Linked DNA regions of Mus musculus: all the other regions are linked to region 1. The links are chromatin loops, found by intact Hi-C in ENCODE. Cell type or tissue: heart. All regions are shown on one strand. Region 1 has its middle 11 kb from the start of Eps8l3. Region 2 holds the start of Gstm1 (glutathione S-transferase, mu 1). Region 3 has its middle 17 kb from the start of Gstm4.

Region 1 (8,000 bases):
GCGCGCACGCTACATCAAACCCCAGAAGGGGCAGATGGAGAGATGGTTTAGCATGTAAGGGCTAGGCTCACAATTGAGGGGCCAGAAGGTGTTCTGAGGGGTGGGAAGCCCCAGAAGAACAAGCCTAGACAAGAGGTCATTCAGGGCTGTGTCCTCTCAGCACCTCCATTCTAGATAGACAGAAAGGCAGGTGGACAGATGGACCGACAAACAACAAACAGGCAGACACAGCTCCTGGGGAAGGAGGCTGTGTTAGTTTGCTTTCTTTTGCTGTGATGAAGGCTTTGATCTAAAGCAACTTGGAAAGGAAAGGTTTTGTTTATTTGGGCTTACAGATTAGAATCCATCAGCAGAGGAAGTCAGAACAGGAACTCAAGCAACCACAGAGGCAGGAACTTCTGGAGGAGAACTGATTACTGGCTTGTTCTCTGTGGCTCATGGCTTGCTCAGCTTGCTTTTTATGTAGCTTAGGACCACCTGCCTAGGAGATGCCATTGCCCATAGTGGGATGGAACCTCCCTCCCACATATTAAACATGAATTAACAAAACGCCCCAGAACTTGCCTACAAGGCCAATCTGATGGAGGACATCCCTCTACTGACAGAGCCTGGGGTGGAGTAGGGGGACCCAAACTCTGGCCCGTGAGAGCACAATTCACAAGAAATCCTCTGTAAAGGTAAAGGAAAGTGAAAAGAGAAATATGTGTATGGGTGGCTGTGAGAGGATGCGCTTCTAGCCAGAAGATCTTATGGCTCCAGCAGAGAGGGAGAAGCCCAAAATGGAGACCCCCCTCAGGACAGAAAGACCTCCATTTTTGTTCTCCGTGCGCATCCCATATACCCCTGACTTCAGACTGGTAGAAGTGCCATGGGGGTCACGTGAGCCAGAACAGGGACATCAGTCAGCTCCTTGCTAGGCTCCTGGGTTCCTGACTAGGACACTTTACTTCTCTGACCCTCGGACTGGTCATCTGTGAAGTGGAGGTGGTGATAACACAAGGTGGTCTGAGAAGGAGAACTCATATTGGCCAGCGGCCCAAAGGTTATTTAAAAGCACCTCTAACCCTATTCACTGACTCGATGGTCAGTGTTCTCTGCAGGCAGAGTCAGCCTGGTGCCTCTGCTCATGCGGGTCCTGTCAGGGTTGTTCTTCAGCTGGTAAAACGCTGTTCACATTCCAAGGCTTCCCTCCTATGTCAGATCCTCTGTAAAACCTCTACCTCCCTGCCCAGAGGAGGTCAGCATCACCTTCCGCCCTTATCAGCAGGGTCAAAAGCTGCCCAGTCTGTGGACCGAAGGGTCTGGGCAGGAGTTGTGTTGGTTGAATACTTACCTAGCATTCTGCCTTTCTGCCTCTAACACAGAACTGGCTGGCTAAGCACCTGTGAAATGCCCACAGGATAGATAGAACACCTTCCCCTCGTCCTGACAAGTCCCTCGGCCTTCTTAGGGAAGGAAAGATCAATGGCCCTGCATTTCTTTCTCCTCTGCTACATGAATTCTTCTGTTTGGTTTAATTCCAAAGAGACTGGCAGTCAGTCCCCAGAAGCTAAACTCAGACCCCGATGGGATTCTGAGGGTCCCTTACTGAGAAAGAGTGGCTAAGGATACCAAAGGCACAGCTGGGAAGGAAGCAGGCTATGTGTGGTATATCACCTGATCTCACTTCAGCTGGCCATAAATGGCCAGTGTCTCTCTTCTCCAGCTGTGCACAGCTGGCCTGTTTCCTTTGCCAACTGGTCCTTTTCTTCACTCTCAAACGAGCCAGGCCTCTCATAGGACATTAGATGTGTGTTGAACACAGTTGGGGATAAGGAAATGTGAGTTTGAGCTGCCCTCTGCTGGCCACTCCTGGGAACTACCCTTTCTCTGATGATGGAAGCTGCTTTCTGTAAGTTAACCCACCCAGCCCCAGCACTTTGTCTTACAGCTCTCATTTTGACCTTTTGGATGGAGTTTAAACTCTCTGGCCTGGATAAATTGGACCTAGGTCCAATGTCCCTTTCCAAGCAATCACTCCTCCTTCACATGCTGATCCATGAAATTTGACCCTAGGCTGTATGAGCTAGATCTCCACTAACAGTGTCCTCCATGGTCCTCCATGGTGAGGACTGGTTCAAGTTTTGCCTCTTCTCAGCTATACTGAAAGCCAGTTGCACTGGAGGGTGTACACACAGGCTCAGGGTTTGAGCATGTTCCTGTAGGACCTAGTCTAGTCGTGAAAGGAAAGCATATTCCAGCTTTTTCCATTTCTAGCTCCACCCCCACTGGCCCCTGAGTGGCTTCATTGTGCAGCCTGGTAGAGTCCTTCCAAAAGAGGTGGCATGACTGTCAGGCAGGTTTCTGATCATTCCCAGACCTCTTGACCTTGCAATAGTTACTGGCTGTCAAGGAGAGTCAGGGGTAAATCCTCAGGCATGTAGCCTTCTCACCTTCTCTCTATATGCATTTGAGACAAGGTTTCTTTGTGTAGCTCTGGCTGTCCTGGAACTAGCTCTGTAGATCAGGCTAGCCTTGAACTGACAAAGAGCCACCTGCTTCTGCCCCCCCACCCCCAGTGCTGGGACTAAAGGCGTGTGCCACCACTGCCCAGCTTTAAAAAATATTTTTAAAGCAGATCTCTTAGTCAAAGTTCTGGTGCTGTGGAGAGACTCTGTGACCATGGCAACTCTTATAAAAAAAAGCATTTAATTGGGACTAAGTTACAGTTCAGAGGTTTAGTTCACTGTCATTGTGTCAGGAAGCATGGTGGCATGTAGGCAGACATGGTGTTAGAGAGGAGCTGAAAGTTCTATATCCAGATCTGCAAACAGCCGAAAGAGAGACAGAGACACAGAGACAGAGAGAGACAGAGAGAAAGAAAGGCACACAGAGACATAGAGCAACAGAGACAGACAGATACACACATACAGAGTCAGAAACAGAGAGATACAGACACAGAGAGGAGAGAGACAGAGACAGAGAGACAGAGAGAAAAAGAGGCACACAGAGACACAGAGCAACACAGATGCACACACACACAGATAGAGTCAGAAACACAGAGAAATACAGACACATACACACAGAGAGAAGTGGAGGGAGGGAGGGGGGAGGAGGGGAGAGACTAGGCCGGGCTTGAGCATTTGGAAGCTCAAAGCCCACCCCTAGTGACAAGCTTTCTCCAACAGGGCCACACCTATATAGGGGCACTCCCCGACCTCCCAAAGGCTAGTAGCCCTATCAGAATGCAAAAATGCACTCAGGTGCCACAGTCTAGAACAGAGTCGATACTGTTTAAAAGTCCAAAGTCTCTTCTGAGTCTCATGACAATCTCTTAACTGTAATCTCCTATAAAGGCAAAGCTAGAGCAGATTAAGTACAGTACACAGAATACACATTACGACTCCCAAGGGGAGGGAAGAGGGCACAGTGAGGAGACCCTGGACCAAAACAAGACGGAAAGCAGCTGGGTAAACTCTAAACTCTGCATCTCCATGTCTAATGTCAAAGCGCTCGCTCTTCAGATCTCCAAACCCTTTCAGCTTTGTTGACTGCAACACACTTCTCTGGCTTGGGCTGGTTCCACTCCCTGTTAGCAGCTCTCCTTGGCAGGTATCCACAACTCTGGCATCTCCAACATCTTGGCGTCTCCAAGGTATCCAGGCTTCACCATCATAGCTTTACGCAGAGGCTTCTCTGGGTCTCCATGCAGGGACATCCCTGGTACACATCTGAACTCAGTGGCTCAGTCTCGGAGGGAGAGTCCAGAACCATGTGGCTGAAGCTGCCAAGTTCTGCTGCTTGCTGGGACTGGAACATGGCCTCCTTGTTCAAATATATTTCCATCAGCTTCCTGATTTGGGTGGTTTCCTTCACTCACTGAGCTTGGCTGTCCTGGAACACTCTCTCCAGACCCCCCTGCCCCCTCCCAAGTGCTGGGATTAAAGGTGTGTGCCACAACACCTGGCCCTAAATTTTTTTAAAATTTCTTTTCCCAAGCTGGAAGCTTAAGCTGGGTGGAGTCTTTCCCTGGCGTCACCGCTCCCTTTATTACATTTGCATCAGCTTTTCTTTAATCTGTTTATCTCCTTGAACACTTAGTTTCATCGCACTCCCTGGTGCCCCCCCCCCCTCCTCAAGTTTGCTATAGTTATGAATCGTAATGTAAGTGCCTAGTTTCCAGTGGTCTTAGGCGACCCCTGTGAAGGGGTCCTTTGACCTCCAAGGGCGCGGGGGGGGGGGGGGTTGAGAATGGCTGTTTTAATTCTTCAAGACTCAGATTCGAGATATACACCTAATATACCTCCTATATACTTATAGCAGGCATTGACAATAAAATACAATGTCTATCAAATACATCACAGCTCCAAGCCGAGGGATATTCAGGAAAGAGTAGCTGCCATGAGTGATACACAGGGGGAATTTACAAAGTTTCCAGAATCTTCTGAGCCTGATAGCATTCCCCTCTGAAGTCCTCTTGGTCCTAGACACAACAGTGTCATTACCAGTCACAGGAGCATATCCCAGCAGGCCTTAGAAGATGATGCAGTTCCTACCCGTACCTGAACAGCACATAGGCTGAGAGACACCAGCTCTCTAGTGTCTGCTTCCAAGGAGTGATGTTCTCCAGACAGACTCCACAGTCCAGCATTGCTGACCCCACAAAGCCCTCAGATCTTCCCTCAAAGTCCAGCTTGCTAGCAGGAGGAAGGGACAGCTTAGCAGCCTCCCTGTACCTGTGCCCCACGCTACTGGTTCCTGCAGCTCTACCTGGCAGTGCCAGAGGGGATGGGTAGGATGGGCTCTGCATGGGGCTTGGGAAGGCTCAAACTGAACCGCATGGCTCCCCTCTCTGCATATGGGAGCTCCTAAACCCCAGATCCACACAGGCAGTCTTGAAAGAGGCCGTTCAGTGAGGTGGCTGGCCTTGGTCTTAGTTTCCTCGTCTGTACTATTAACAGGGTGAGCTGGCACCTCCTGCTGACAGCCAGTGGTTCTACCTTCACCTCGCCTTCCTTCGCTACAATTCACCTACTAGCCAGCAGAGGGAGCTCGCACATCTCTGCAAATAACCAAGGTTCTATGCGTTAGGGCTTGCCTGGGGTCTAAAGTACCTTAAAGGACCAGCGCTGTGTAGGTGTGTGACAAGTTTAAATACAGAGCCTAGCTAGGCCACAGGTCACATATTCTGTAAATAGTAGCTGTGCCTGTCAGCATTTTGTAGACGAGGACACAGGCTCTGAGAGTTCAAAGGGGCCCACCTTTGCTATCTGTGAGCACCCTATCTGAGAGAGTGCTGTAGGGAGTCAGAAAGAGAAGAGCAGTGCTCGCCCTAAGGTGCTTTCGAGCCCAGATGGCCACATTTAGTAAAAACTGATGGGCCAGCACAATCTGCTTTGAGTCCCCAAGGCCATGACTCTGCCAGAAGCTGGGCTCCACTCAGGGTGTCACAGCTGCCCATTCAAGCCCTAGGATTGTCAGCCTCAAGAGTGACAAACCCCAGAGACCTGCAGGGCTCTGGATCCAAGCACACCCTAAGAGACGTGTTCCACGGCTGTTATCTTCCATCAGGCCTTGTCTGGGAATCCTGCACAGGGCTCATGGAGCAGGGCTTTCAATGGCCTGGGTTCTGGGTTCTTTTCTGAGGCCTATAACAGCAGGCTATGAAGGAACAGCCACAAGCCACGCTTATCATACCTATTCTTTTTTTTTTTTTTCTTTATGGAAAATTTATTGCAACTCTCCAACATGGAATTATTTTTTCTTTTCAACATCTTGCTCTGCAGCTCCCTTCGCCCTTTTTGCTCGGATGCCAAAGAGTCGGGCATTGGGTACGGGCCATTCGGAGACTGGCAAAAGCCTTAAAGTTCTTCTCTTCTTCTGTGATAACTCTGGCCTTTTCCTTTTTGTACACATTCCGGATGGGCATCACGGGTCCTGTCAGCTTAAGTTCTTCAGCAGAACTGTCTCCCTTCTTCGGAGCAGAAGGCTTCCTGGGGAACAGGATGAGCTTGGAGCGGTACTCCTTCAGGCGCTGCACGTTGGCCTGCAGTGACTCCGTGGACGTGTTTCGCCTCCTCGGGTCTACAGAGATGCTGATGGTGCGAGCCATTTTCTTGTGGATGCCAGCCACCCTGAGCTCCTCCAGGCTGAAGCCCCTGCCAGCCCGGACCTTGGTGTGGTATCTCACTGTAGGGCACCTCACGATGGGCCTGATGGGGCCAGACGCGGGGCGAGGGGCGATGCGACGCGCTTTCGTCTGCCGGGCCTTGCGCCTGCGGATCTTGCGCACCCGCTGGTTGAACCAAGTGTCCACTCGCTGCTGCCAATCCTTGTGGAAGTGGGGTTTCAGGATCATGCCATTCTGGCTGGGCGCCATGGCTGCCTCCTATACAGGAGAACGGCCGAGGGCCCCTGCAAGGCGGTCTGCAGGCGCCACTTAGATACAGAAGCCACTAAGAATCAAGTTGGGCAGCCAGGGCTCCTTGCTCTACCACCGTTGAATTTCAGAACATAATATCACAGAGCAAGCAACCATATGTCTGTGGTGCCAGAATACCCCAGGAGACGCATCCAGGAGACTGAGTGGTCAGAGCACTTTTCAGAGCTCAGCTCATAACTCGGCTCTGGTTAATTCTGAGGAAAAGTTTGAGGTGAGACACTACATTCTCATCCAAACCCCTGGGGAGTGGTAAAATCTAGACCCAAAATTCCTTGCTCATACGGGAGGCAGACTCTTCATGAGGGGGAGCTGCAGTTTGCCTCTTTACCCAGGCCTCCCAGGGAGGACGACGGTGAGGACTGCTCCAGGGCATTGCAGCCTGCCTGTTTGCTGGGTTGCTGAGGGAGCTGGGGAGAGATCGCCTGGAGGAGAGGCTCAGAGGGTGAGGGGATCTGCTCCACAGAGCGGGAGCAGCAGGCAGAACTTCTGAGGTCACCTTTGGGGAGGATTTGTGAAGTCCCTTTCTTCTGCTCCAGAGCGTGACCTACATCAGCCCTTTCAACCACAATGAACCTCAAACTCGAAGAATTGAAGCCAGTCAGGGTAGGGTTGGGGTGGGGTGGGGTGGGAGTGGGGAGGCTCCAACTGAGCGCAGCTCTAGAGCGCCAGTTTCTTTTAATGAGGGCTTCAGCAGCAGCTGGGGCTGCAGAGCACATATTGTTCTGCATAAAAATGAGATCGGAACTGTGAAGGAACCAAAGAACCTGGGAAACCTAGGCTTCTCTGTGGAGACTGCACACACACACACACACACACACACACACACACACACACACACACACACACACAATTGATTTGTTTTGTGTGGGGTGGGATGGGAGGAAAGCATTTTCTAAAAATACCTTTGGAAAAGGGTGAAAATACAGAAAAGAATAAACCAAACCCCCCTCTCACAGATCTTGGGGTAATCTTGTTACCTCTCCCAGGGACTCGTCCCCAAGCAGGCCCATTGCTTAGGGTCTCAGTGTGCTCCAGCTGTTCACTGGATGGGACTGGGACAAGTCTGTACCTCCTCTGTTTGTTCATTTGTAAACTGAGACGAAACTCTCTGAATCTATTTCAAAGGGCTGATGCGGAGCATTGAGATGGGCCCATGTCTTAGAACAGACACTGAATAAAACTCACATTCATGTGGCCTTTTTTTTTTTTCTATTTAGATTTTCAAAACTGAGTGCTAGCCCTTTTATGGAAATCCCCTTTTCACCTCATGGACATTTTCCCACCCAGGGATCACCAAGAACATTTTCTTCCCGGAAGTGGCCTTTAACCAACCTCCTCTGCTAGGCCTCCTGAGATGTCTGCCTTGAATCACAGTCCAAGGTCCAGGCTTCTGAGGACAACTAAGCTCCAAGGCCCTCAGGGTGAGGGAGTCCAGGGAATGCTGAACTCAAGCATCCCCTATGCAGGCGAGAGCTGGCACAAGGAGCCCTGAGAAGCAGGAGAGGCCCCCTTGGGAGTTGTTTGTTGGGACAAGGAGGGGAGGCCCAGACATGCCGCCCCATGATCCACATGGTGAGAG
Region 2 (8,000 bases), 150 kb after region 1:
TCTTCCATCTGGCTATGTTACATTAGCTCTGCCTCTTTCACTCCCCTAATGCCAAGACCCACACACTATCAACATGCACAGCCTTGCCAGGGATCCCAAACAGGAGAATGAGGTTGTGCAAGGGCCTGAAGCTTTTTCTTTTGACCCAAGGCAGGGGCAGTCACTGAATGCTGCCCCAGATCCCAGTGCAGCTGCAGGTGCAGAGACCTTGGGCACATGAGTACCCTCTGTAGTACCAGGCTCCTTATCTGTCCAATGGGACTCAGAATCGCATCAATCTTTTGGAATTTTGAAGGGATAAATATTGCCCAATATGCTTCTTTACAGAAGCTCAGAAAATCCTGGTTATTTTCCTAGTCTTGGGACTAGAAAGCATCATGGACCCGAGAAAGAAGACAACCCAAGGGGAAGCAGGATCAGGGCATCACCTCGAAGCGGGCCAGGAAGTCCCTCAGGTTTGGGAAGGCGTCCAGGCACTTGGGCTCAAACATACGGTACTGGTCAAGAATGTCATAAGCAAGGAAATCCACATAGGTGACCTGCAGGAAGCCAAGGGTGAGCGCTCTGGAATCTGACACCAGGGAAGGATGGCAACCCCTCCTCCCCACCCCTCCCTTTACCTTGTCCCCTGCAAACCATGGCCTCTTGCCCAGGAACTCAGAGTAGAGCTTCATTTTCTCAGGGATGGTCTTCAAGAACTCTGGCTTCTGCTTCTCCTGAGGCAGAGAACAGCTGGCTGTCACCACCTTTAGACTCAGGCTCCCCAGCAAAGGGTTTGGCAATGGAACAGCCACCTTTCCAAGAAAGGGCCAGGTCCTAGTCTAGGAGTCCATTTAACAGGTCACGATTTTACTAATGACAGAATTCATGCCAGAGGTGATGGACAGCCTGGCAGAAATTTCACACTGTCTCTGAAATCTGTCACCACTGAAGTCCAAACCAGGTGCTGTGAGTCACACCCAGAACCTCCTGAGTATCTAGCATGCTTTGGCCTCAGAGACCCAGCGGAACTACAGAAACAAAGGGCACAGAGACACCAGGAGAAGACAGTTATACTGGATCCACCGGGGAGCAGGAGAACAGATCAGATATTTGAAGGATGTGCTTCAGTTTTAATCAGTGATTAATACCGAAAGGAAAAGGACTCAAAGTTCCTCTGGCTGACCCTGAGCTGGCTACTAGGAAGATGTCCTGCTTTTCTATTGGTACCTAAGACAGACCTGTGGGGAAAGAACTGGGTAGATGTGTGAGACCAGTGTAGACATAACTTATTTACTTACTTGAGTCTGGAATACACAGACTCAAGCTATGAGGAGAAGAGATACACCATGGGCGATGGTAATGCCACCTTCCTGGTCAGACATCTGCTTCCTTATCACTTAGGGAGTATACTGGTGCCTGTTGGTGCATGGGGGTCCAATGTTGATGCCAAGTGTCTTTCTCAATCACTGTGCACCTTATTTCTGAGACAGGGTTTCTTAGTAAATCTAGAGCTCAAAGAACAACTAGCCTCAGTGGTCAGCAAAACCCAAGAAGCCCTCCTCTCCTCCCAGAGCACTATATTTATAAGACCAGGCTGCCACACTGGGTGTGTGTGTGTGTGGGGGGGTGTTATAGGGTGCTAAGAGTTCATATTGAAGCCTTCATGTTATGTAGCAAGCACTTTTACTCCACATCCCCTAATTTCATCCTGGGGGCTTTTGGTATAAACACTGGGTAAGACGGCACATTGGAAGAGACCAATGGACAGATTTAGCAGAGATTTACAGCTGTACTGAATAACTTAGATCAACTGTCCACCAGCAGAACCTTAACCATATCCTAAGACCAGCAGGGATAGTTTCACTGTGTTGATGTGATAGATCTCAGGGGTGACAAGGGTCATCCTGCTGGTAAGATCAGAAAGCTTAGAGAATCATTACCAAAGGAGGATGCTACAGATCTGAACGTGAGACTTTAACTCCTGCTGTGAACCCTGTCTGCCGCACCCACTGGCCACTCACAAAGTCAGGGTTGTAACAGAGCATGATGAGCTGCATGCGGGTGTCCATGACCTGGTTCTCCACAATGTCTGCACGGATCCTCTCCTCCTCTGTCTCTCCATCTGCAGCACACACAGTACACTAGGCATCCCAACCTTGCCAAGCCGAGGAGATTATCCCCCATCTCCCACCCTGTGGCCAGCCCCACTCACCCAGGTGGTGCTTTCGGGCAAGGTAGCGCAGGATGGCATTGCTCTGGGTGATCTTGTGTGATCCATCGATCAAGTAAGGCAGCTGGATGGACAAGCAGGGAGGGTCAGATGGGATATGGGGTACCTGAATCCTTTCTCTGGGTGAGAGAAGACACAGGGCCTGACAGTGTGCCTGCCATGGGAAGCCCTCCATGGGCACAGTGTGCACTGAATGAGAGAGCTGGGGCACAGCCCATCACAGAACACTGTGCAGCCAGCAGGGATGGAGCAGGAGAGCAGAAACACTGATCCTAAACCCTCAGCCAGGCCAGGAGATGAGGTGAGATCACCGTGTCTTCCCCAAACCTCTCCTCCCCTGCACCTACATTGGGAAAGTCCAGGCCCAGCTTGAACTTCTCATTCAGCCACTGGCTTCTGTCAAAGTCGGGAGCTGTAAACAAGAAGATGTGAAAAGGCATTACCCCACTGTCCCACCCTTCTACAGATTATCGACCAGTAGCAAGAACCCCTAAGGCAGGGCCTCTGCAACCTGTTACAGAGAGTTACTTTCCAATGTGGAGAAGGGTCTGAATAACAACTGATAATAAAGGCAGCCTGGACCCAATAAGACCCCAGTAGTGAATTCTGTCGAATTATAAATACAAATGGACCAAGGAACTCCATTCTCCATGATCTATATTGGAAAATCAAACTGCACTCTCAAAGAGGTTTCTGGAAGCAGCAGCCTCTATCTTTAGCTAGAGGGAGACCAGCAGGGCTAAATAACGGGAAATCTAGGCATAGTTTGATAGGTAAGAGGGAAGCAGGTGTCTGACCAGGAAGGTGGCATTACCGTCACCCATGGTGTATCTCTTCTCATCATAGCTTGAGTCTGTGTATTCCAGGAGCATGCGGATCGGGTGTGTCAGCTGGGAGAGATGACCAGAAGAGACAGAGGTCAGACATTGTGGGGACTTCTTTGTATGACTTCATCTTCACCCGTTGAGACCTCCCACACTGCACAAACGCCGTCACCCCGCACGTGCATGTGCACACCACACACATACGCGCGCGCGCACGCACACACACACAGCCACCCAAGTGCGTAAACTGAGCGCTGAGAGCTACAGGCAGGAGATTCCAGTGAGAGCTGAAGAGTACCCGCTGTAGGAAGGGCTCCTGCTCTTAAGAACTTTCTGCTTCACATCCCAGTCCCACCCTCCAAGTGGACCCCTCTCTCACTCCGCGGACGTTCCAGTATCCCAGTATCATAGGCATGGTGCTGGTGCTGTGGTCTTCTCAAACTGGCTTCAGCAGGACTGACCTGTGTGTTTGGAGTTGTGACTTTATACAGACTACTAGAGAAACGTGGGCAGGACAAAACAGCGGGTCCCTCCCAACCCTGCACCAATCCCAATTAGGCACTCCCCTTCCTAGGTCTGTAACCAGAGCAGCAGACCCTAAAGCGGAAGGCAGAGGCCACACCCTCTCCGGGAGAGGCGGGGTTAAGATCCTTAGCGGCCTCTGTCCCGGGATTCTGTTTTGCACACGCTGAAACAGAATCTGCTCTCCTGCTTCCCCCGAAACCCTCTTAGCGACTGCCGCCATCGCCGCCTGCTGGATGCTCCCTAGACTAGCTAGCACTTTGCCTGGAGTCTGGCCAGACAGCGAAAGAACATTGGGTGGGTGTTCTCCCGCCTTCCTTTCTTTTGCAGAGCTCGGTTTTCACACCCAGACTGTGGGAATCTGTCATTGGGGAGGCTCAACTCTCAGCTTAAAGACAAAAAGGCGAGAGCCCCCGACCTGAGAGTTTAATGTAGCACTTATCGTCATGGAAAGAACTCTGTCAGTCTGACAGGTACCGGATTTTTGCGCACACAGCCTCAAGTTACAGGAACAGTCGGTGACATGGAAACAACCCCAAGGCAGAGATAAACAGGGCTCCGTATTTTCCTTTAGGGGGTTTGAGAACTGTTATCAGTTATTAAAAAACTAATCTGTATTTTGGCCGTGTTTATGAATCTAAATTCAAGTACCAACCACAGAGGGGCCGGAAGTTTGAGGGAAGCCACAGCTGTGGACAACAGTCAGCTGACAAAACCCAGCAGAGCACAAGGGAGAAAAAGAGCCCACGCTGGGTTGTGCCATAGAGAGGGAGAGCATGTGACCCAAGAAGTTTGCTTTCAAGGGATACCAGGATGCTGTACACATGGGAGCCCAAAGCAAGACCCTCAGCTGTCCCTAAATGCAGGACCTGGCCCAGGCTCCGGACATGCGTTTGTATATGACAGGGTGGCTCAAATGACCTTTCAGGTTACCCTGAGATATATAGTAGTATATCCTTCACAAGTAGTATATGCCCTGTAGTATTACCTTCACAAGGTCAATGTCCTCCCAAGAACACTGTCCTACCTGTTTACTTTCTTTTTTGCAGACAACCAAGAGGCTTGATGGAAGGGGAGACTAAAATGAGTTTACAAGTCAAAGGCCAAGGCTGTTGCTCTGCAGGACGTACATTTTGGGATTAAATCATCCTTTACTGGGACTACGGGGTATGAAGGCAACATATCATGTCACCCACATAGGAGCTGTGCAGTGAGGTTGCAGGGGGCAAGCAGAGGCCATCTCATCCTAGGACATTAAAGAAACCACATGTTCTGCAGGTCTTGGTGAGGATGCACGAAAAGTGACCATGTCACTGGGGCTTTAGCAGCAGTTTGGTGGGAACTACAGGGACATATTTTGCAAGTATGAATGAGGCACTTCAGCAGATTGTCACACACTGTGGGAAGTAGAGAAGGAGGAGTGGAAGAAAGCAGAAGGAATCCATACTGTCTAGGACAAGGACTCAGAGGGCCTGGGAAGGGAGCCAGAGCCCTGGAGCCCTTCAGAGGACAGAATCTATCTGCAGACAGGGATAAGGGCTAGGACAGCAAGTTCTCAATGCAGGGTCCCCAGAGTCCGAGATCATTGTCCCTTTGAATGAGAAAGGTCCCTGAAAGGCAGCAGGGAACTGTGGGGACTGGAGACGTGGAGAGATCTGAAGCTAGGAGTCACAGCCAGTGCTGTCTTGGAGAATTTAATCCCAGCGTTGGTCACTGATCCTCTGGGTGTCTCTGTGCACTGTCACAAGTTCACAGTGCAGCCAGCCCTAGTGTCTTAAAAGGACACTGTACAGGAAAAAAATCTAAATGTGCTGGAGGAAATTTGGCTTATAACCTATAGAGTGACATCTGAGATGGATTCCGTAATTTCTTCCAGGCCAATGGGTGACATTCAACATGGTCCATGCAAAACCACAGAATTCTATAAATAATGGCTTTAAAAATTTTAAAACTCGGGGTGGGGGTGAAGAAGGGGCCGGCCTTCGAGTGACAGCGGCGCAAGATGTCAGCCACCACAGGCTCGGGAGTAAAAGTCCCTCAAAATTTCTGACTGTTAGAAGAATTGGAAGAAGGACAGAAAGGAGTAGGCGATGGCACAGTTAGCTGGGGTCTGGAGGACGACGAGGGCATGACACTTACAAGATGGACAGGCATGATAATTGGGCCTCCACGAACAATCTATGAAAACCGAATATACAGCCTTAAGATAGAGTGTGGGCCTAAGTACCCAGAGGCACCCCTGTCTGTAAAATTTGTAACAAGAGTCAATATGAGCGGCGTGAGCAGTTCGAATGGAGTGGTGGATCCGAGAGCCACGGCAGTGCTGGCAAAGTGGCAGAACTCCCACAGCATCAAAGTCATCCTGCAGGAACTGCGGCGCCTGATGATGCCAAAAGAGAACATGAAGCTGCCACAGCCACCGGAAGGACAGCGTTACAGCAATTAGTCACCAAGGCCCCGGCCTCCCCTCCCCATCCAACCCAAGTCTTCATTTTCCACAGTAGTGAATTTTCTAGATACATCTGTAGACCTCAAAGTACTGGAGAGGAAGCTCCACTCAGCCTTCATCCTGAGGCACTGTTCTGATACTAACTTCTCGTCCATTTGAAATACCTAAGTTGTGCTGTGTAACATCAACTGTCAAGTGTAACCGCTGTCTGCCTGGTTGAACGTCTGGGATCAAGAAGGTGTTGAAATCGGTTTCCTGTGGGAGCGGTGGGCACAGCTAACACAACTGTGAACAGACACGTCACACAATCACCTGCTGCTGGCCCTTGGCCTGAGTCTGCCTTTGCCCTCCCCGCCCTCTGCCACGGCTGTGTGGTGGCCCTTAGAATAGATGGGAAGGCTTCAAGTAGCAGTTGTGGGACTGACTACTGCTGGGCTTGGGGCGCTTTGGCTGCACCCCTGCTTTCTTCAGTCTTAAGTGATGCCCCATCCAAGCCATGGTCCCCACTCTTCCACTCCCACCCTTGGCCAAAGCTTAGATTGTAACCCTCCCCTCCCTCTGAAATTGGCCATGGGTGAGGAATTCGGGGCTTCCCGTGTCCCCACCTTTATCAAGGGGTACTGCTTTCCCCTCCTCAACTCCCCTGTTGCCCATCACCACCCAACACTTGCTGTGGCCAGAAGCCATCAGATGAGGTTGGAAGAGCCTGGCCTACCTCACTTAGCTCCGGACCACACTCACCTGCCACCAGCCTGGGAAGGGAATGCCAGGTCCTTAGCCCTGCTGCCACCATCTTTGCACTCAGGTCTAGAGGTAAACAGAGCAGTCACAGGGCGACTCGGACCGGCCAGCGATCAGGGTGGTGGTACACACCTTTAATCCCAGCACTCGGGAGGCAGAGGCAAGCGGATTTCTGAGTTCGAGGCCAGCCTGGTCTACAAAGTGAGTTCCAGGACAGCCAGGGCTACACAGAGAAACCTTGTCTCGAAAAACCAAGAGAGAGAGAGAGAGAGAGAGAGAGAGAGAGAGAGAGAGAGAGAGAGAGAGAGAGAAAATTCCCGAGACTGGAGAAATGGCCCAAGTGGCAGAGAGCTTGCTAGGCATTCATAAAGCCTTGCAGTCAATCCCAAGAACATCATTAACAAGGCTGGTGGCGCTCACCTGTAACCTTAACACTCAGGAGGCTGGGGCTGGAACAGAAGAACCATCAAGGTCATCTTCAGCCTCACAGCAACTTTAAGTCCAGCCTGGGACAGAAGACCTTATTCAACATGGGAAGATTCCAAGTTAGTACACATCAGGAGACAGAATAAAGCAACTATAAATCTGAACAAATGATTTCAAAATTGAGGATACATTTTTTCCATAGATGCATAGTTTTAACCGACTGCATCTAATAAATACAACAAGATATGGTTTTTAAAAATTAAGAAATGAGTGAAGTAATAATGCATACTAGCGATGTTTTCCCAAGCACTGTTTTCCAGAAACTGGCTGTACAAAATTACAAACCTGCCTAAAATGTACACGTTACACCAGTTGTCAGCAACTACACAGATCAGACATGGGCGGCGGCACAGAGAGCATGTCTGTAACTTACTTATTCTGAGCCTAAATCCCCACTACACACTACACATGTGTAACTACATATACACATAGTATACTGTAACTTGGTAAAAATAAATAAATAAATAATAAAAATCATTCATCCAGAGCATGGTAGAGTCACCCATGAGGAAGAAAGGAGAGGGGTACGTGACCAAATGGGACAGCTGGAATCCAAGGCAGGAACTAGACCCTCTGCAGGGTGCTTTGAACACACTAGATATCACAGTGCAGACATGGACACCCACTCAAGAACCCTTCAAAATCTGTCCGACCATGTTCCCTGGTCAGGAGGGAACCTGAGGCGCAGAAGGCTTAAGCAACTTCTTTCTTTTCACACTGCTAGTTAGTGGAATAGGGGCCCAGTCAGACTGGCTCTGTGGGTGTC
Region 3 (8,000 bases), 200 kb after region 1:
CATGTGCCTCTGCCTCCAGAGTGATGGAATTAAAGTCATGTACCACCACTGCCCAACAGCTTTGAGGTTTTATAACCCAGCCCTACCTCCTGTGTTGTAGTTCCCCCCACCCCCATTGTCTCCCACCACCCTAATTCCAGACTGCCTTTCAGGGCATATTGGTTCTACCCACTCAAGAATTGTAAGTAAAAAATAAAAGCTTTCTTCCTAAAGCTACTCCGATCGGGGTGTTTTATCACAGCAATAAAAAAGTGAAGCATCCTCTTGGCCCACTGATGCTCTCCCCATCCCCTCCGCTAACCTACACAGGTTAACCTCACCTTAAACCCCAACATGTGGGAAGAGAGGCAAACAGAACTCTGTGGGTTCCAGACCAGCCAGGGCCACACGGTGAGGATGCTCCTCAGAAACAAAAGCAAAGTGATCACGTTGTCATTAACACTTCTATTTACCTCATCCCTCCTTCTTAACAAATTCAATCCAAAAATAATATCAAAGCTTGTCATAGAATCCCTGATCTACACTTGTGGTTCTTCCTGGAATTACTTTTTGAGTCTTCCACCTGTGAGCCCTGCTCTATTCTGCTTGCTGATTCGATTTACCCAGGTTGCCATTCAGCATTTATATGGACAATATTTCCCCACTTCATAAATCCTGGTACCAACCTCTGCCTCAAAGACCACGGAAAAGAGGGGAGGTGTGGTGGCTAGATTGAAAATGGTCCCGGTAGGCTCATGTATTTGAATACTTGTCTCCTGCACTCCGTGGCAGTATCTGGGAAGGTTACAGTCTGGGTAGGAGGTGGAGCCTTGCTGGAAGGAATCAGTCAGTCATAGGAGCAGGTTTTGTGTTTAGAGCCTTGCCTGACTTAACAGCTACAAAAGAAGCACCCCCCCCCCACGACCCTACTACACCTCAATAGTCAACTTGAGGAAGCCAGAGACTTGAATTCAGTGACCAGGTTCCCTTGGTCCCTTCTCTACTTTCCTTTTCCTATAAAGCCATTCCTCTATTTCTTTTTTATAGAAACAACAAAAAGGCTGGAGACATCAGACCACAGACCCTGTAGCTCCCTCCTCTTTGTCTCAGAAGTGAGGCCAGGCCTCCTCAGCCACTGCATAGGCAGACATTCTGTATCCCTCACTCTAAACAAACAACTCGGTATCCCCTGTACACACACACACACACACACACACACACACACACCTGCCACCTTGAAACAGGTTTGATTTATGGCTGTACTCTTCAACCCTAGGGAAAATTCTAAAATAAGGCATTTTTATCTCTTACTCTGTCTCTCTCTCTCCTCTCTAGTCCTCCTGTTGTTGTCTTACTCTTTTTCTTCTCCTCCTCATCCTTCTTCTTAAGATGTATTTATTTATTTAATATATGTGAGTGCCCTGTCTGCATACACCATAAGAGGGCATCAGATCTCATTACAGATGGTTGTGAGCCACCATGTGGTTGCTGGAAATTGAACTCAGGACCACTGGAAGAGCAGCCAGTACTCTTAACTTCTGAGCCATCTCTCCAGCCCCACTTTCTCTTTCTTGAGAAAGGTTTCAAAGGGGAGCTTCTTGAATTAGTTACTTTTTGTTGCTATAATCAAATACCATGACCAAAAGGCAACTTGTGGATGAACGAGTTTATTTTCGGCATTTGGTTGTGGAAGGAGCTGGGGTTTAAGGTGAGTACCGCCACCCATGGCAGAACAAATGGCAGAGGAACGATGACAGCAAGCAACAGGAAATAGAGAGAGGACATCTTCAAGTGCAAGCATGGGGCACAGAAAAGCAAATTCAAAGTGGAGCAAGGCTCTAAACACAAAACCTGCTCCTATGACTGACTGATTCCTTCCAGCAAGGCTCCACCTCCTACCCAGACTGTAACCTTCCCAGATAGTGGCCATGAAGCTGCTGCCCAGCCAAAGAAATCTGTTTTTGAACTTGTCAGGGGAACCCCAGGAAATGCAGGATTGGACCTCTGTTCTACCACCCACACAGTATTAACTCCAGAAATGGGAGTTCAAACTCTGCCTACAGGAGTTTTTGGACTTCTACCTGCAGAAACTTGTGGTTTTCTTTTAGGACGAAGCGGTTCTATTGTAAAAGGTCTGCAGATTTATCCAGGTGTTATAGATAATGACTATTAGGGAGAAATTAAAATCATGGCTGCTTCCCCTCGTGGGGTTCTAACTGTACCTGCCCACCAGAGAACTGCTCAACTTGTCTCAGCTCCTTCACATCCGCTACCGTCCAGATTTGTTGAGAATGAGAGATGACAAGGTGGCTTTGGCTCCCCTGCTGTGCTTGATTCTTGGCTAAAGTGTGGGCCACTCTCGGGCTTTGCTGAACCAGCAGATAAAGTCTTAGCCATTTTTATCTTCCAACATGAAACACAGAACATTCAGTCATTCAGACAACGAAACAAAGCACACATGAATTGACACATGAACGGATTGGTGCACCAGACATTAGACAACACAAAGAGGGCAGAGAACTTCTGCTGTAGGGACCAGAGAGAATAACACAGGGTGTCCCCCGATTTCTCTCTGTCTCTGGGAGAGTTTCAAAATCCAATTTCCTTTATTTTATTTTATTTTATTTTATTTTATTTTATTTTATTATTTTAAACCCCATTCCTCTCCCCTGATGCAGTCCTTGACTACAGACAACTGCCTGATTCAAAGTTTTTAGTCCCACACATGTTTCGCTGCCAAACCCTAAGTGGAATCAGTGCCGGGTCAGCACTGTTCCAACTTAGCCAGTATCCTATCGCACCTCCAGCAACACTTTAAAAAATGAAGTTTAAAACCAGCGCTAGCATAAATACCTGTTGCTCACTGTGCCCAATACGATCTTCTTTTTCTTCCCTTCTCTTGGAGCTCCACACAAGACAGCGGTCCCTCAGTGTTTTCCCGCCGTTTCCAGGCCCCTGGTTCGGGAGCCAATCTGTAGTAGGAGGCCAGCCCGTGACCTACATGAACTGAGTATTTCTGGAAGGCAGGCTGGGCCTTGATCAGAGAAACATTTGTCTTGGCTTCATTCTTTTCTCACCGTCTAGTCTCTCTCTCTTTCAGCCCCAGCCTGCCTTCCAGAAATACCCCGTTCATGTAGGCCTCGGGCTGTTCTCCTACTACAATTTATGTGTAGGTATGTGTATCTGTGTACATGCATGTTGGTACCTGCAGAGGTCAGAGGGGTGTCGTTAGATCCCATGGAGCCAGAACTGAAATCAGGTCCTCTGGAAGAACAGCAAATGCCCTTAGCCGCTGAGCCATCTCTCCAGCCCCTTCAGTCTGATTTTTAACACCACACAAGCCTGCTGACTTGAATTTGATCCCAAGAACCCACATAAAAATAAAAAGAGAAAACTGGCGTCCATAAAGTTGTCTTCTGGCTTCCATATATATTCTGTGGCATGTGCGTGCCCACCTGTACACAATATAATAAAAATTTGGTTTTTTTAAAGACTTCATTAAGATATTTAGATGAATACAGTTATAAAGCTGGATGCACACAAGTCCTAACTACAGTGATATGTATTTATACTTTTATGCTTCTTGATTTTATTTTATAAACACAATTGATCTGCTCACAATAGTTAAACCCACAAGACGGGTATTAGTGTTTATAGTTATGAGGGGCAGATGAAGTCCTGAGTGAATGTCTATTATTGACAAGGGTCCCAGCTCCTCAGACACATGGGAGCTGGGCAGACTTCCTGTCCATTTGCAAATGCTGATATCGTGTACAGGGAGCGTGGACTGCAACTTCCTCCTCTTAGATGTTTACAACCCCGGATTCCCTTCAGAAACCTGCCACTGGGGCTAGAGCTAACCACAGACCTACTGGGTCAACAAGTGAAACAGGAAAACATTGACAACCCAAAGTGACTAGACGTCCTGATCACCAGTCAACCCGGCTGCAAATTGAAGTAACTAGTATGCTTTAGAGATTTAAATCCCCACGAGGTTTCTTGAATTAACAATTCCTACAGTGACCCCTATTGTCCAAAATGTGCAACTACAAGGCAGTGGCCTTAAGGTTCTTTTAGCCCACTCTATGGAAGAACTGTCTTCAATCAGCAAACACCACACAGCCATATATTTTTCTTTAACAAAAGTCGCTTTCAGTTCCGTGAGCTATCACACCCAGAGCTATCTTCCCAAGGAACCCACCTTTTTCCTCATTCCTACAAAGATGGCATGGGTGAAGAACAGCCATGGGTTTGCACATAATACAAAGGCCCAGCAAGGTTCATGGGGACAGAATGTGACAGAGGAGAGGGGACAAGCCATACACCAAGATTCCCTGCAGTGGGGTCCCTGGGGATACGTTGATGTGAATATGCAAAACGTGGCCATCTGGGAACACCTCCAGCTGTACAGATACTCAACTTCTGACAAGCGACTGGACTGGAGTGGTGTGGGAACAGGAGCAGCTGGACCATCAGCCAATATAGGCTCACGTAGGAGGCTGTCTGCAGCTTCCACGCCCAGCCAGGTAGCAACCTCAGGCACAAGAGCCAGTAGTGGGGCAGCGGCGGCAGCAGCAGTTAGATAAATTTATGGTCAAGATAAATTGCATATATTTTATAACATATATATTGCATATATATAATTATCAAAGAATAAATTTAAAACATATTTTTTAAGAACCAGAGGTATCATTGATAACTCAGCTGAATCTGGAAGGCCTTGGGGACCCCAGGCCAAGGCCACCACAAGAATAAAACAAGTTGTTATCTAACAAGAGCCTCTCTTGGCCATTGCATCTGAAGGTCAAGTTTCCCTACAGGCAGCAGTGTCAGCCATGGAGGGAAAACCTTCCGAATGCACAAAGGCACTGAACTGTAGAGTAGCCTGTCTCTGATCAGGGCCACATTGATACAGAAAAAGAGGTAATGCAAGACTGACTCCTGCTTCTCAAAGCCATGGCTTCAACCTCCGGCTCCCCAAAGTGCTCCTGATTGACGTTTTTGCAAATGCTCTGCTTGGTATTTTGAGTCTTTATTGCACCTTGTTCAATCCTAGGTCAGACGGAGTCGGTTCCAGGATTGGCCATCTCTAGAGGCCCAGCTGAGGATGCGGCGTGTGAGGCCTCATCTCCAGGATGGGCATCATCTCCTTGCCAGTGTGGCAACGTCTAACAAACCCATCCAACCTGGGCCCTCTGCCAGCACTGCCAAGGCTCTGCTCCTCTTCTCTCCTCCCCATGTCTGTGTGCACAGGAGCCTCTGACTCCAAGCTCTGAGGGAAGAATCGCAAAGAGCAGCTAACTGCAGAAGAAGTGTCTCCTAGACCTTCTCAGGAGACAGGGTTGCCTGGTGACGAGATGGGCAGCAGAAGGCAGAGAGACCAGAGGGTAGCTCCAAGACCCACACATGACCCACACACACGATGGGAAAACCTCAAAGAAGAGACCAGAGAAGCAGCCTGGGAGAAGTGACTGCTGGGTAGCAGAGGCTCAAGATTTGGAGGACCAGGGAAACAGTTTGATGCAGTAGAAGAGTAAAGAAAGGAGGAAATTGTGTGTGTGTGTGTGTGTGTGTGTGTGTGTGTGTGTGTGTGTTCGGGTGTGTGTTCATGTGTGTGTTCGTGTGTGTGCACATGCGCGCCTGTGTGTATGTGAGACCTATTTATTGAAAAGTTATTCTAAATCAAGCAGTGGTGGAATGCACCTTTAATTCCTAGCACTAAGGAGACTGAAGCAGGAGGATCTCTGGGTTTGAGACCAGCCTGGTCTACGGATCAGCCAGGGATACACAGAGAAACCCTGCATAGAAAAACGGTTATGGGCTGGTGAGATGGCTCAGTGGGTAAGAGCACCCGACTGCTCTTCCGAAGGTCCAGAGTTCAAATCCCAGCAACCACATGGTGGCTCACAACCATCTGTAACAAGATCTGACTCCCTCTTCTGGTGTGTCTGAAGACAGCTACAGTGTACTTACATATAATAATAAATAAATCTTAAAAAAATGATAATATTTGAAATGAAAAAGAAAAAAAAAAAAGAAAAACGGTTATTCTGGTGGCATCCACAGACGAAGGAAGTGTCAAATTGATTAATAAAAGAAACAGAATAATATAAAATAATTTACCCTGGGTGACCCCTGGCAGAGAAACACAGAAGAAAATACAGCTTACCAAGCAGGACAGACAAGTCAGACTCTAGTGACAGACCAGTGGGTTGTGGGTTCTCCTGCTTTGTCACAACCTGTAAGCACCTCCCCACACCAGCTGAGCATCACTGCATCTCAACGTGAAACTCAGATGTTCCAAGTTAACGTCACCTGCAAAACTCCAGAGGTTTCTAGAACACTAGAGGTGGTACGCCACAGTGGCTCAGATTGGAATCTGGAGTCAAATGAGAATTGGAAAGCCTGGCTCTCACATCACAACACTGAGCAACCAGAAAATCCCTTAATCTGCAGATTAGACAATCCACCTGTGCTACCTCTGCCCACTGCTGGTTTCATTACTCAGAAGAGAAGGCTGTGCACCTTGCCTGGGCAGCAGAGTAATGCTGTCCCTAGACAGAGAGGGACAGCTAGCCCTGAGGACAGAGCAAGAGAGAGCTAGCCCTGCCACTCATCTGCCGTGAGGTAGATGTCCTCCACTCACTCACCCCCTCACTACCTGCAGCAGTTGATATAACTGGCCCCGGGATCATGAGAGTATGTAAGCTGGCCCTACCTCTTGCCTGCTGCAGCACTCATGAGATGGAGCCCTGCACCTCACCTGACCAGCACAATAGATCTGGCTCTGGTGGAGGGGGCTCAGATGAGCTAGCCCAGGGGGTGAGAGTGTGGGAGAGCTGGCCCCACCACTCATCAGCCTTGTAGTGGTGTGGTGTGGTGGTGGTGGTGGGGTGATGCCCTCCCCGCTTCACCTGCAGTAGTCCAGAGAGCTCGTCCTGGGTCATAAGAGTTGAGAGAGCTAGCTAGCCCTGTCCCCTCACTGGCTATAGCACTCAGGAGAGTGAGTCCTGCACTTTGCCTAGGCAACACAGTGGAGCTGGTTCTATGGTGAAGGCATTGGCTGAGCTAGCCCTGGGGGTGTGAGAGCAGGAGAACTGGCCCAGCCCCTCCCAGGCTGCAGCACTTGGGAGAGTGAGCCCCTGCACCTTGACGGGACAGCACAGTGGAGCTGGCTTTGGAGATGTGGGCATGTCTGATCTGGTTCCAAGGGCATGAGAGCAAAAGAGCTGATCCTGCCTCCTGCAGACGGAGGCACGAGGTGGCCTAGCTGGAGCAGTGCTGGACAGCTTGTCCCGGTGTGCAGATAAGGGAGAGCTGGTCTGCCATCCAGACCCAAATCCAGGGCTCTAAGTTGGCCTACCCCAAATCTGTATCATCTGCAAATGGTTGGGATTTGTGATGGGGCCGGTCCTGCTGATCCAGGGCTGCAGGATCTCCATGACCCAGGGCAACAACAGGAAAACTGGGAGGAGTCGCAGGGAGGATACAGTATTGATGATGTCACAGAAGCCAGAGACCTCGAACCAGACCAATGACTCATTGTATTGAACATTCACAAGGGAAGACGTGAGAACAGAGGGATATACTGTGGGGCACTATAGATTCCACAATGAGTGTGTGTGTGCACACGCAGTGGGAGAAGATTGCAAGGGCGAAGGGTAGATATGAGGGGACAGGGAGATGAGCAGGACTGAGCAGGGTACATGTCGTGAACCTCACAAGGAATCAATAAAAAGTTTTTAAAAATCCAAAGCCAAGAAAGAGAGAGAGAGAGAGAGAGAGAGATCCACCTGTGAACTGTGGCTAATAAAAGAGATCCTATCGAGTGAGCTGTGAGGATCTGAAAATGAAACAATCCAGGAAAAGAACATGATAAATAGAATGTTGGCTGGCTGGTGTGGGCTGGGAGCGCTGAGCCCTGGGAGGGGACAGTGTGCCTGAGTCTCCACTGTCACTCCCAAAGCATCTCCTAAGACCCACGATCACGGGGGCTCCCCCAGGGTGCTCAGGGCCACCGC

What was found. Hi-C counts contacts between places; a loop is a spot of excess contacts. Peaks named below come from ENCODE experiments on the same cell type or tissue, not always from the same donor. Only the 100,000 strongest peaks of a DNase experiment are listed, where the experiment ranks them.
Region 2: it touches region 1 in a loop (7-fold over the local background); 7 of 42 quality-filtered maps call a loop at or near these places.
Region 3: a loop joins it to region 1, with 9 times the contacts of the local background. A loop is called at or near these places in 18 of 42 quality-filtered maps.

Annotation. Positions count from the first base shown.
Region 1 is chr3:107,862,286-107,870,285 of GRCm38, forward strand. It overlaps the pseudogene Gm5075. Among named protein-coding and RNA genes, the nearest start is that of Eps8l3, 11 kb to the right of the region's middle. In heart, a CTCF peak has its summit at 1,848 (motif pointing left); DNase peaks (open chromatin) are centred at 433, 1,746, 4,986, 7,806 and 2 weaker places; H3K27ac peaks cover 303 bases; H3K27me3 peaks cover 850 bases.
Region 2 is chr3:108,014,325-108,022,324 of GRCm38, forward strand. It overlaps Gstm1 (glutathione S-transferase, mu 1), which reads right to left and starts at 3,649. Exons shown (of 8, transcript NM_010358.5): 1 at 3,416-3,649; 2 at 3,027-3,102; 3 at 2,560-2,624; 4 at 2,195-2,276; 5 at 2,004-2,104; 6 at 621-716; 7 at 429-539. The coding sequence starts at 3,451. It also overlaps the pseudogene Gm12502. In heart, a CTCF peak has its summit at 3,788; DNase peaks (open chromatin) are centred at 97, 3,697, 4,377, 5,067 and 3 weaker places; H3K4me3 peaks cover 1,673 bases; H3K27ac peaks cover 1,593 bases; H3K27me3 peaks cover 200 bases.
Region 3 is chr3:108,057,688-108,065,687 of GRCm38, forward strand. No RefSeq gene overlaps it. Among named protein-coding and RNA genes, the nearest start is that of Gstm4, 17 kb to the left of the region's middle. In heart, a CTCF peak has its summit at 4,037; no DNase peak of the experiment used is centred here; H3K4me3 peaks cover 268 bases; H3K27me3 peaks cover 491 bases.